Linked DNA regions of Homo sapiens: region 1 is linked to region 2. The links are chromatin contacts, found by Hi-C in ENCODE. All regions are on one chromosome and are shown on one strand. Each heading gives the region's core, a stretch centred on a gene start or an enhancer-like site at or near the end of the contact. The rest is flanking DNA. Distances are from core to core; before and after follow the strand shown.

Evidence for each region. Hi-C counts contacts between places; a loop is a spot of excess contacts on that map. Pooled maps may share reads with other maps.
Region 1: a pooled map shows a loop between it and region 2 (3-fold over the local background). The contact joins the enhancer-like site here to the promoter of MMS19 in region 2. A Hi-C loop is called at or near these places in 5 of 50 pooled maps.

The regions. Positions count from the first base shown.
Region 1 is chr10:97,868,132-97,872,402 of GRCh38, reverse strand. GOLGA7B (golgin A7 family member B) reads right to left here. Exons shown (of 5, transcript NM_001010917.3): 5 at 825-4,271. The region is part of intron 14 of CRTAC1 (cartilage acidic protein 1); the gene reads left to right. Among named protein-coding and RNA genes, the nearest start is that of MIR3085, 5.6 kb to the left of the region's middle. Within about 2 kb of position 2,807, at least 6 of the 41 ENCODE cell types and tissues checked have a DNase peak (open chromatin) inside an H3K27ac peak, as active enhancers do.
Region 2 is chr10:97,496,826-97,501,637 of GRCh38, reverse strand. It overlaps MMS19 (MMS19 cytosolic iron-sulfur assembly component), which reads left to right and starts at 3,216. Exons shown (of 31, transcript NM_022362.5): 1 at 3,216-3,365. The coding sequence starts at 3,254. It overlaps UBTD1 (ubiquitin domain containing 1), which reads right to left and starts at 2,714. Exons shown (of 3, transcript NM_024954.5): 1 at 2,365-2,714. The coding sequence starts at 2,434. RefSeq lists silencers at 2,095-2,294, 2,305-3,064 and enhancers at 3,305-3,474, 3,835-3,884, 3,561-4,091.

The sequences.
Region 1 (4,271 bases), core at 1,558-4,057, 370 kb before region 2:
ACTGAGAGCTGCTGCCCAGCTCAGGGGGTAGCCTGGGGTCACTGCATCCATCCTTTAATTGAGTTATAAGGTGACCACTTGCAGGTGAATTGTATCCTTCAGTGACCACTGCCTATCTGCATGGTACTGAGCTGCTTCTCAGTGGCACCTTGCCCTAGGGGTCTGCAGATGACACATCTGTATAGGCCTGCCTCTTCCTGCCAACCTGAGATGGGCAGCATCTTCCATTCACCTGGCCAGGGCCAGGCCCTGAAACAAGCACTCAGGATAGGGGGAGGTGGGGGTGGGGGTGGGGAGTGAGTAAGACAGGCTCCCTGCCCTTGAGAAGTGTACTGATTAATTGTGGGCAGCAGGGAAAAGGACCCTCGCAATCTCTGAGGTCTTGTAAGCTGTGTGTAAGCTTGTGTGTAACATTGCCCCCTTCTTGGGGCCTCACTCAGCACTGTTCTCAGGTGATAGCTGGTTCCCAATCACTTTTCCATTACAGAAATCGATAACTTGAATTACTCCAAAATAACTAGTACCTTCATGCCCCTGCAAAGCTAATTTTTCTGGGGATGCATTTGCCCACGAGTTTCTCTCTGGTCTGGAATCTGTCTTCTATCTTTATGAGTCAATCCAGGTAGAACACTCTCTCTTCTCCCACGTCTCACTCTTGTGGCAGAGTGAGAGTGGGATCTGGAGTCAGAGACTTAGGTTCAAGTCTTTGCTCTGACACTTACTAGCCCTTGTCAAGCTACCTAACCACCTAGAACGTCAGTTTCCTCATCTGTAAAATAAGATTTCAACACCCCAGTGTTCGAGAATTAAATGGAATAATAATGTACATGAATGTTCCTGGCATTTATTCGGGAATCAGTGAACCCTTGGATAAATATCTGTTTATTCTATGCCAGAATCTGAAGCCTGCTATAAATCTACATCATGAGGCCATCGTATAACGAGGTCCTAGTATCACTTCTGCAATAACAATATCTTACATTGGAGAAACAGATGATTATTTATAAATATACACATTCTCATAATGACAAAGGTGAGACTCAGGAAAGTTAAGTGAATTGCTGGGGGTGGGAAAGGGGGCAGCTGGCACAGCCCTCTGACTCTCTTCACAGTTTCCCACTTCCTCCATTGTCCCTGATTCAAAACCCGACGCAGCTCCAGGATCCTGCATGCGAAGTTCTGCTGTCCAGCAGATGCTGAAATGACAGGCCCTTTGAACATCCTCTTGGAGGAAGAGTTGTGAGCTTGGTGCAGGCTGCCCTTGGCACTGCCAGGGGAATAAATCCTCCTAGAAGTCGCCCGAGAAGGCTCATGCGGAAACCTCCGAAGGCTGGGCTCTGAAAGGAAGGAAAGAAACCGACATTACCAAGCATCTCTTTCATGCCAAGCACATTCATGGCCAGTTTCTTACTGACTCCTCAAAACCAATTGTTCTTAACCTTTTTAGGGGGTTGCATACCCCTTTGAGAATCTGCTGAAAGCTGTAGATGCTCTCCTCAGATAACGGCACATAATATGCACCTGAATGCAGTCGGGTCGAGGTTAAGAACTCCTGGTGTGAACCTGGGCTGTTTTCAGATTTTCTTAGGCATCAGGGACCTTCCCTTTTAGAGGGCCCACCCACAGCAGAGCAGACATTACATTTTCACACACACACACACACACACACGTAACATAGAGTTGCAGTTGTCTGTTTGGCATATGTGTTACATTTCCAGATATTTAACAAAACGTTAATTTCAAGTGTGTCCTTTCTTTTCCTATTTTGTAGCCAACAGGCTTTTCTGGTGAATTTTATTGAAATATATCACCAGTACAGACAAATACACAGCTCTTAAGTATACAGCTCAGTGAATTCTCATGAAGTGAGCACCCCGTGTAACTGGCACTCTGATCAAGAAACAGAACATCCTGAGCTCCCAGAAGCCCCCCAGGTCCCCATCCATTCGCTACCCCCGACCCAGGGTAATCTTGATCCTGACTCCCAATCAAAGGCGAGTTTGGCCTGTCTTTCAGTTTCATATAAGGGGAATCACATGGTGCATATGCATTTTTGTGTCTGGCTGCTTCTGTGGAACCATAAACTTCTTATTCAGGTCTCAGGCATTTTCAGAGGTGTATTAAAGGCTTATAGGCTATAGGTACTGTCAAAACCAGGGATTCTCAGCCTTACCTTCACATTAAAATCACCAGGGAAACTCTTTAAAATCCTGATGCCCAAGCTGTCCCCCAAAACAATTAAATCAGAATCTCTGAGGATAGGATCAGGCATTGGTGATTTTTCATGCTTCCAGTTGACATCCATTGCCACCAAGGTTGAACGCCTCGGGTCTAAACAACTCTGTGAGATATTAGTCTCCCTATTTAACAACTGGGGAATCTGAGGCTCCAAGAGTCTTCATGTGTCAGTGTCATGAAGCCAGAGCTCAAATTCAGATCTGATGTGGAGTGGTGTTTGCCTTGCCTTATCCCTGGGTGAATGGTAAAGCCCAAACCAGGTGGTGATGCCTCCTGTCTGGGCCCCCCTCATTGTGAGTCCTTCTAGAGGTGTGGAGAGGGATGTGGAGTTTCCCAGGCTCGACAGCCCAGGGGCTGGCCCTAGGGAGAAAGTCACCAGACTCCACCTTTGCCCCACACCTCTGGAAGCCACAGAAAAGTCCCTGCGGGTGGCAGTGGCTGCCAACCGGGGAGCCGTGGGGGACGTGTCACAACAGCCATAGTTCTTTCTGTCTCCACCTTTGATTCCCCGAGTGCAGTGCATAATCCTGCCACTCAGTGGCACCTCGAGCTTCTGTAAACCCTGTGGTTTCACACACACCCGCCCTGTGGCCAAAGGAAGGAAGCCAGACAGCAGGGTGCTGGCGCAGGGAGAGGAGCATGTGCAGCAGGAGCTTCCTGAGGCATGCCTGAGTGGCTGGGGCCTCACTTGGGACCTCGGGGACAGTCTGGCTGAGGCTGGAGCTGCTCCTGGGTCTTGATGGGGCCTGTCCCTGGCTGGCAAGGTGGGTGCAGGGACATGGCTACAGCCAGACCCCGGAGAGACAGGCCACCACCTGTAACTAAGCCAGCAGAGAGAAACCACACCTCCCCAGGCCCACAGTGAGTCGAGTCCCCCACTACCCTTCACCGGGCTGCCTCTGGGTCCCGCATGCCTGCGAGCACAGCCCATGCACCCTCCCGTGATGCCCTGGAAGTGGAGGTGCCAGCCCGGCCTCAAAACCCAGGCATGGCTCCAAGTCCTTCCCTGGGAATCTGCCTGATCCTAATCCCAGGACGGCTGAGGCCCTCAAGCTGTTAAGCGGCCTCTGAGGCTGGATCTGTCTTCTTCCTTGCAGTTTGGAGTCAGATTGCCTAGATTCAAAGCCAAGATCTGCAATTTCCCAGTTACTTAACGTCCATGAGCCTCAGTTTCCCCATATGTAAAATGGGAAATAAGAATCCATGCCATAGAGGGTTGCTGTGAGAATTGAATGACTAATTATGTAGAGTCTTAGCCTAGTGCCTGGCACATAGGAAGTGCTAAATAAACGTCAGCTACTATTATTATTATGATTACCATTTGAAAATGGAAGGGTTGAATGCCTCTCAGTCAGATAAGCACCCAGATTTGGTTTTACCCGTTTAGTAAATCCTCACCCCCTCCCCAGGACCTCATCTCTAGAAGAGCTGAGTTTGGATTCAAATCTGGCCTCGGGGTAGAACAAACTTCCTATCCCAAAACAGAATGAACCTGCCCTCATATTAGAGAACACGCTCACTTGTGGCAACCCACACACGGCCCAGGTTCCAGCAGAGGGAGTGAGTCCAGGCTGCACACAGCTCACTGCAGCCCTTAGCGGCAGTGACAACAAACATGAGAACCACCCAGAGGGGACTGCCCAGCCCCCACCTAAGAGGCTGGAGCCGTTGTCCCCACAGTCTGATGAGCCCCTCTCTGGGAACAGGCCTGAGTTTGTGATCCCAGCCTCCCTGCAGCCTCAGGCAGCTTCCCATCTGGGTGCCATCCCTGTGGTAACAGAGTGGGCACTGAGTCAGGAGACCTGGGTTCCAAGCTTGGGCCCTGTTATCATCAACCAGCTGTGTGGCCTAGGGCAAGTCACCCACCCTCTCTGGACCTCTGTGACAGGATTCAAGTGATCTTTAAATCCCCTGCCAGCTCTAACATATGGTTTCAGCAAAGTATCTGGCACATAGTAGGTGCTCAATAAATTATAAAATTCAAGACACAACTCTGCTAGGTTCCAACATCCAGCTACTTTCTCCATATTTGA
Region 2 (4,812 bases), core at 1,967-4,466:
GAAAGGTGTTTTGTTGTTGTTGTTGCTGTTGTTTTGTTTTTTTTTGAGACAGAGTCTCGCTCTGTCACCCAGGCTGGAGTGCAGTGGCGCAATCTCAGCTCACTACAACCTCTGCGAAACTTCCAGTTCAAGCAATCTCCCTGCCTCAGCCTCCTGAGTAGCTGGGATTACAGGCGCCTGCCACCACCATGCCTGGCTAAGTTTTGTATTTTTAGTAGAGACAGGGTTTTGCCATGTTGGCCAGGCTGGTCTCGAACTCCTGATCTCAGGTGATCCACCTGCCTTGGCCTCCCAAAGTGCTGGGATTACAGGCATGAGCCACCACGCCTGGCCAAGTACAGAAACATTCTGAACACAGAACTATAAAATCTGGAAGAAGTTAATTTAACAAATGTCTTCTGTGGGGACAACTGTGTGTAGGACTGAATGATGACTGAAGATGAAGTTGCCTTTGGGGGGTACCTCACTTCAGCCTGAGACAAGGGTTGACTTGAGGTGAGAAGGGTACAAAGTAGGGTGGCAAGGGGCAGGTTTGCAAGTCCCGCGGAAGGAAGACCCAGCAGACCCCAATGACTGGCTGAGAGGCAGGCGACAAGGAAGCAGAGAAAGTCATGAGAGAAAGAGCTCTTCACAGCCTAAAGTTAGGCAGCTGGAAGAACATAAGAGTAAAGAAGGAAAGCTGGTGGACAGGGAGCGATGCAGAGCCTGGTTTTGGAGGTGTTAAATCTGGGAATATCTATATCACAGTGTCCAGTGGGCATCTAGAGATGGGGTTCTGGGGTTCAAGAGAGAAGAGCTGAAGTTTAAGCATAGGGGTATTCCCAATGGACAAAGAGTTGTGGGACTGAACAAGATTTCTCTGGGAGAGAGTGTAATGAGAGAAAAAACAGAATGTCAAACTTAAGCACCAGCGTGCCCCCAAGCTAGAAGGTGATGGTGGAAAGGGGTGTTCAGAAAGGAAAACCAAGACAGTCTGATGCCAAGAAAGGAAGGGGGGGAATGTCTCGTAGGAGAGAGTTGTCAACAGCAAAAAATGCTGCAAAATCAATTATGGGGCCTGAACACATATTTGTTGAACAAATGAATGAATGAAAGCAAGCCAGCCCTTGGTTTTGAGAGTCATCTCTCCTCAGCCAGAAGAATGGCCAGAGTTACCTTCAGACAAGAGAATTTCAATAAGTTTTACTGCATCCTTCCCATAAAAACACATTTCTGCCTCCACAAGTCATCCTGTCCACCATGCAGACATCCTTCCCTGCTTCCCCTGGTTCCCCCATCTTCCTTCCCAGTTTCCGCAACCCAAGCAACACACCTTCGGTGTCAAGGGAGACAGGAAACTCCAACTAGAGTTTCCACTTCATTAACAACTCTGCCTGTGGCTCCTCTTACATAAGGGGATATGTGGCAATGGGGTGGGAGAGGAGGCTGAGTTCTAGCCCCAGGTGAGCTCCTAACTAGCTGTGTGACTTTGGACAAGGTGTTCAACCTCTCAGGATCTGGGCTTTGACACAGAGTAGGAGATGGGTCCATCTGGAATCCAGACAAGTTTGAGCTCTCAAGTCTACGATATTATTCCCAGCGGGTCCTTGCAACACCCTCAAAGAAGGAAGTGAGTGTAAGACCCAGAAAAATGACCGACAGACCTCTTCCCGGGGCGAAATGCCAGGGCAGGCGGGGTGTACCATGAAAGTGAGAAAGCGTTGCGCGGGCCTGGAGGATCACCAGCGAGCGATCTCACTCCCAAAGCTGGGAAGGATCCCAACAATCCCAAGGGTGACTCTCACCCCGCACCCCATCTTTTATAGACTCCCAGACGGCCGAGAGGCTCTAAAAACCCCTGCGGGAAAAATAAAGATTTCTTTCCCAGAGTCCTGCGCTGCTTTGCAAGTCGGATTCCCGCAGACACGATCTGCAGCTCGATAATGACACAGTCTTTGGAAGGAGCGACTGTTCTCGCCTCGCTCGCTCCGAGTTCTGGGGACGCCTGGCTGCCCGCGCCGTGCCCCGACGGGCCGGCGTCCGACCCCGGCCGGAGCTGCCAGGCCAGCGGCGCCCTCGCCCCCGGCCTCCTCCCGATCCGTCGGCCCCGCTGCGGTCTGCAAACATTTCCTGCCCCCACCCCCACCAGGAGCTACCCAGTTGGAGAGAGTTGGTCGCGCAGCCGGCTCAGTGCTCGCAGTTGCCCCAACTCAGCTCCCCCGGCCGCCCGGCGCTGGGGAGCGGCCCCCTCTGGCTGCGGAGCAGCCCATCGGGGAAACCCAAGCGCCAGCACCAGTGGGGAGTCCATCGGTAAGCCCAGGACTCGGGCGAGGAGGGGGACAACTGGCGGGATGCCCGAGGCCCTGCTCCCTTCCCCATCGTTACCTGCTCGCTTGCGGGGGTGTCCCGGGGCTGCCGGCCTCTCCCGGCGCTGTCTCCCCACGCAGTTGCCCATGCTGGCTCCTCAGCCAGTCCCCATGCACCGGAGGCGGCGGGGTGGTCGGCTGCTCAGCGGACGGCGGCGTCCCGGGTCAATGGCTCCGGCCGCCCGGCATCGGGCGCTCCCCGATCTCCCCCCGGGGGCGCGCTCAGCCCCAGCGATGGCTCCGCCAAAACTTTGCGGGCCAGGGGAGAGAGGGAAGTGGCAGACTCCCCAGCACGGTCCCAGGTGGCCGGGCCAGGGGGGCCCGCGACGGTGCCCGGCCGGAGACCAGCTCCGCTGGAGGGGCGGAGAGAGGGGGCGGGCACCGCCGCAGCTACTCCCGGCTCGCTCGGGGCACCAGGCAGGGGCCGGCCCCCTGGAGCCTGTCACTCACCTGCCTAACCCCGCCCCAGGCCGGCCCCTCTCCCTTCCGCCGGCTCGCGGTGCCCGCGCCGCCGCCACCACCCGCCCCAGGTGCGCATGTGACCGACAGCACCGCCCCCTAGGGCTGGGCCTGATTTTCTCATTGGCTTCCCCCGTGGTGCGTACCGCCCCTCTCCCCACCCAGCCAGGTGCCCGCCCCGCAGCCCGTCTCCCGGGGAGCCGGGCTGGGAATTATTCGCCCTCAATCGCCTCCGGCTGCGTGCCCAGCAGCCGCCTTCCCTCTCGGTGCCACCGCCCCATTTCAGGCCCCGCCCCTCCCTGGAACTGCCTAGGCAGAAGCCGGCAGGCACGTGACCCCGGCGCCCCGCCCCCTTGCGCTTCCCCGGAGATTGGCTCGGGAGGCGCATGCGCGGAGAGCCCGTCTCGAGCCACCGCCCATATCCCCTCCCACGGTCTCTAGTTCGCGTTATGGCCGCTGCCGCGGCTGTGGAGGCGGCGGCGCCTATGGGTGCCCTATGGGGCCTCGTGCACGACTTCGTCGTGGGTCAGCAAGAGGGCCCCGCTGACCAGGTGGCTGCAGGTACGGCAGACGGCGCCGCGCGCCTTCCGCATGGGGGCCAACAGGAGGGAGCGGCCTCAGTACAGGCGCCGGGCGGGAAGGGAGGAGCGGGGTGACTTTGAGAGATTGGTCTCAAGGCTGGTTAGTGAGCACCGCGAGGTTCAGAGCCGTAACAAGTTAGAGAGTTGCCTGTGTCTTCCTTAAAACCATTTACACTTCTCATCTCCCTGTAGCCAATTATAGGGAATCATTACATTTTACAGATGAGGAAACTGAGGCTCAGCGAGGGCAAGAGGACTTGCGCAGGGCTGCAGACCAGGCAGGAGGGGGAGGTGGGACTCGGACCCAGGCGTTCAGGTCCGAACCGGGTGCTCACGCCACGAAGCCATGCTGTTTGTGGGAGGTTGACGTGTGGAGGTGCATCCTCGCAGCGTCCGCTCCCGTCGCGTGGCATCCTGGGAGTGGCAGATGGCCCCGCGCTCTGACTGGCTGGAATTAAGAGGAGTTGAGGAGACGGGCCAGGAGGAGCTGGAGATGTTCTGGGTGTCCTCCTTAAGACTTTCTCTCCGTTTCTTGCTAAAGTTCTTGATTAGTTTGCTCCATGACGTTTTATGTGGCGTTTGTTTTTGTCTTCTTCCCAGACCCCCACTTTCCTGCTTTTGACCAGTTCAGAGATCTCTTAGTTCAGACAGCTTATCTAAAATTAGAATAAAACGATTTCCAGGCTTCCGTGGAGTTCTGAGACTTTGCTCTTCTAGGAAAAAAAAAAAACTACTAAAAAGTTATTGAATGTTAGGAGGCCTTCAGATCTTGGGTTTAAGTAACAATATAAAATTATCTAATGAGTAGTTTTTTTAAAAAAACTTTGGAAATTTCGTATGCTTGGAGAGAAGTAAGGACACATTTCTCTTGGATATTGAGCGTATTAACCTTTAGAATATGTAAGAAAAGAATAGTGAATCTGCTAGAAATATAATACTTTGTTCGTTAGCAGTATTCCACTTTAATTCAATCATGCCACTATTGTTGAATACATATTATTCCCCAAACATGATGCAAAGCAATAGGAATATAAATACAAATTAGGTTAGATCTGTGCCCACCAGGAACTTATAGTATGCTGGGAGAGGCAACCATTCTGTAAGAGGTGTGTGCAGCGTAGTTTGGAAGCATCAAGGAGCAAATACCTGGTGCTGCCACCAAACTTAACATCTTACAATTTTATGAAATGTAGTGTGTTATCAGTGTTTACAATTTACAAGTACAGTGTCTTACCAATGTCATTTTCCCTCATATTTTATTATGAAAATTTTCGAATATCCAGCCAAGTATAAAGAATTTTATAAGGAGCACATCACTTAGGATCTATCCTACCATTAACATTTTAATATTACTTGCTTTATCATATAGCTATCCATCCATTTAAATTGCAGATACCTGTACACTTTCCTTTAAATACTTTGGCATG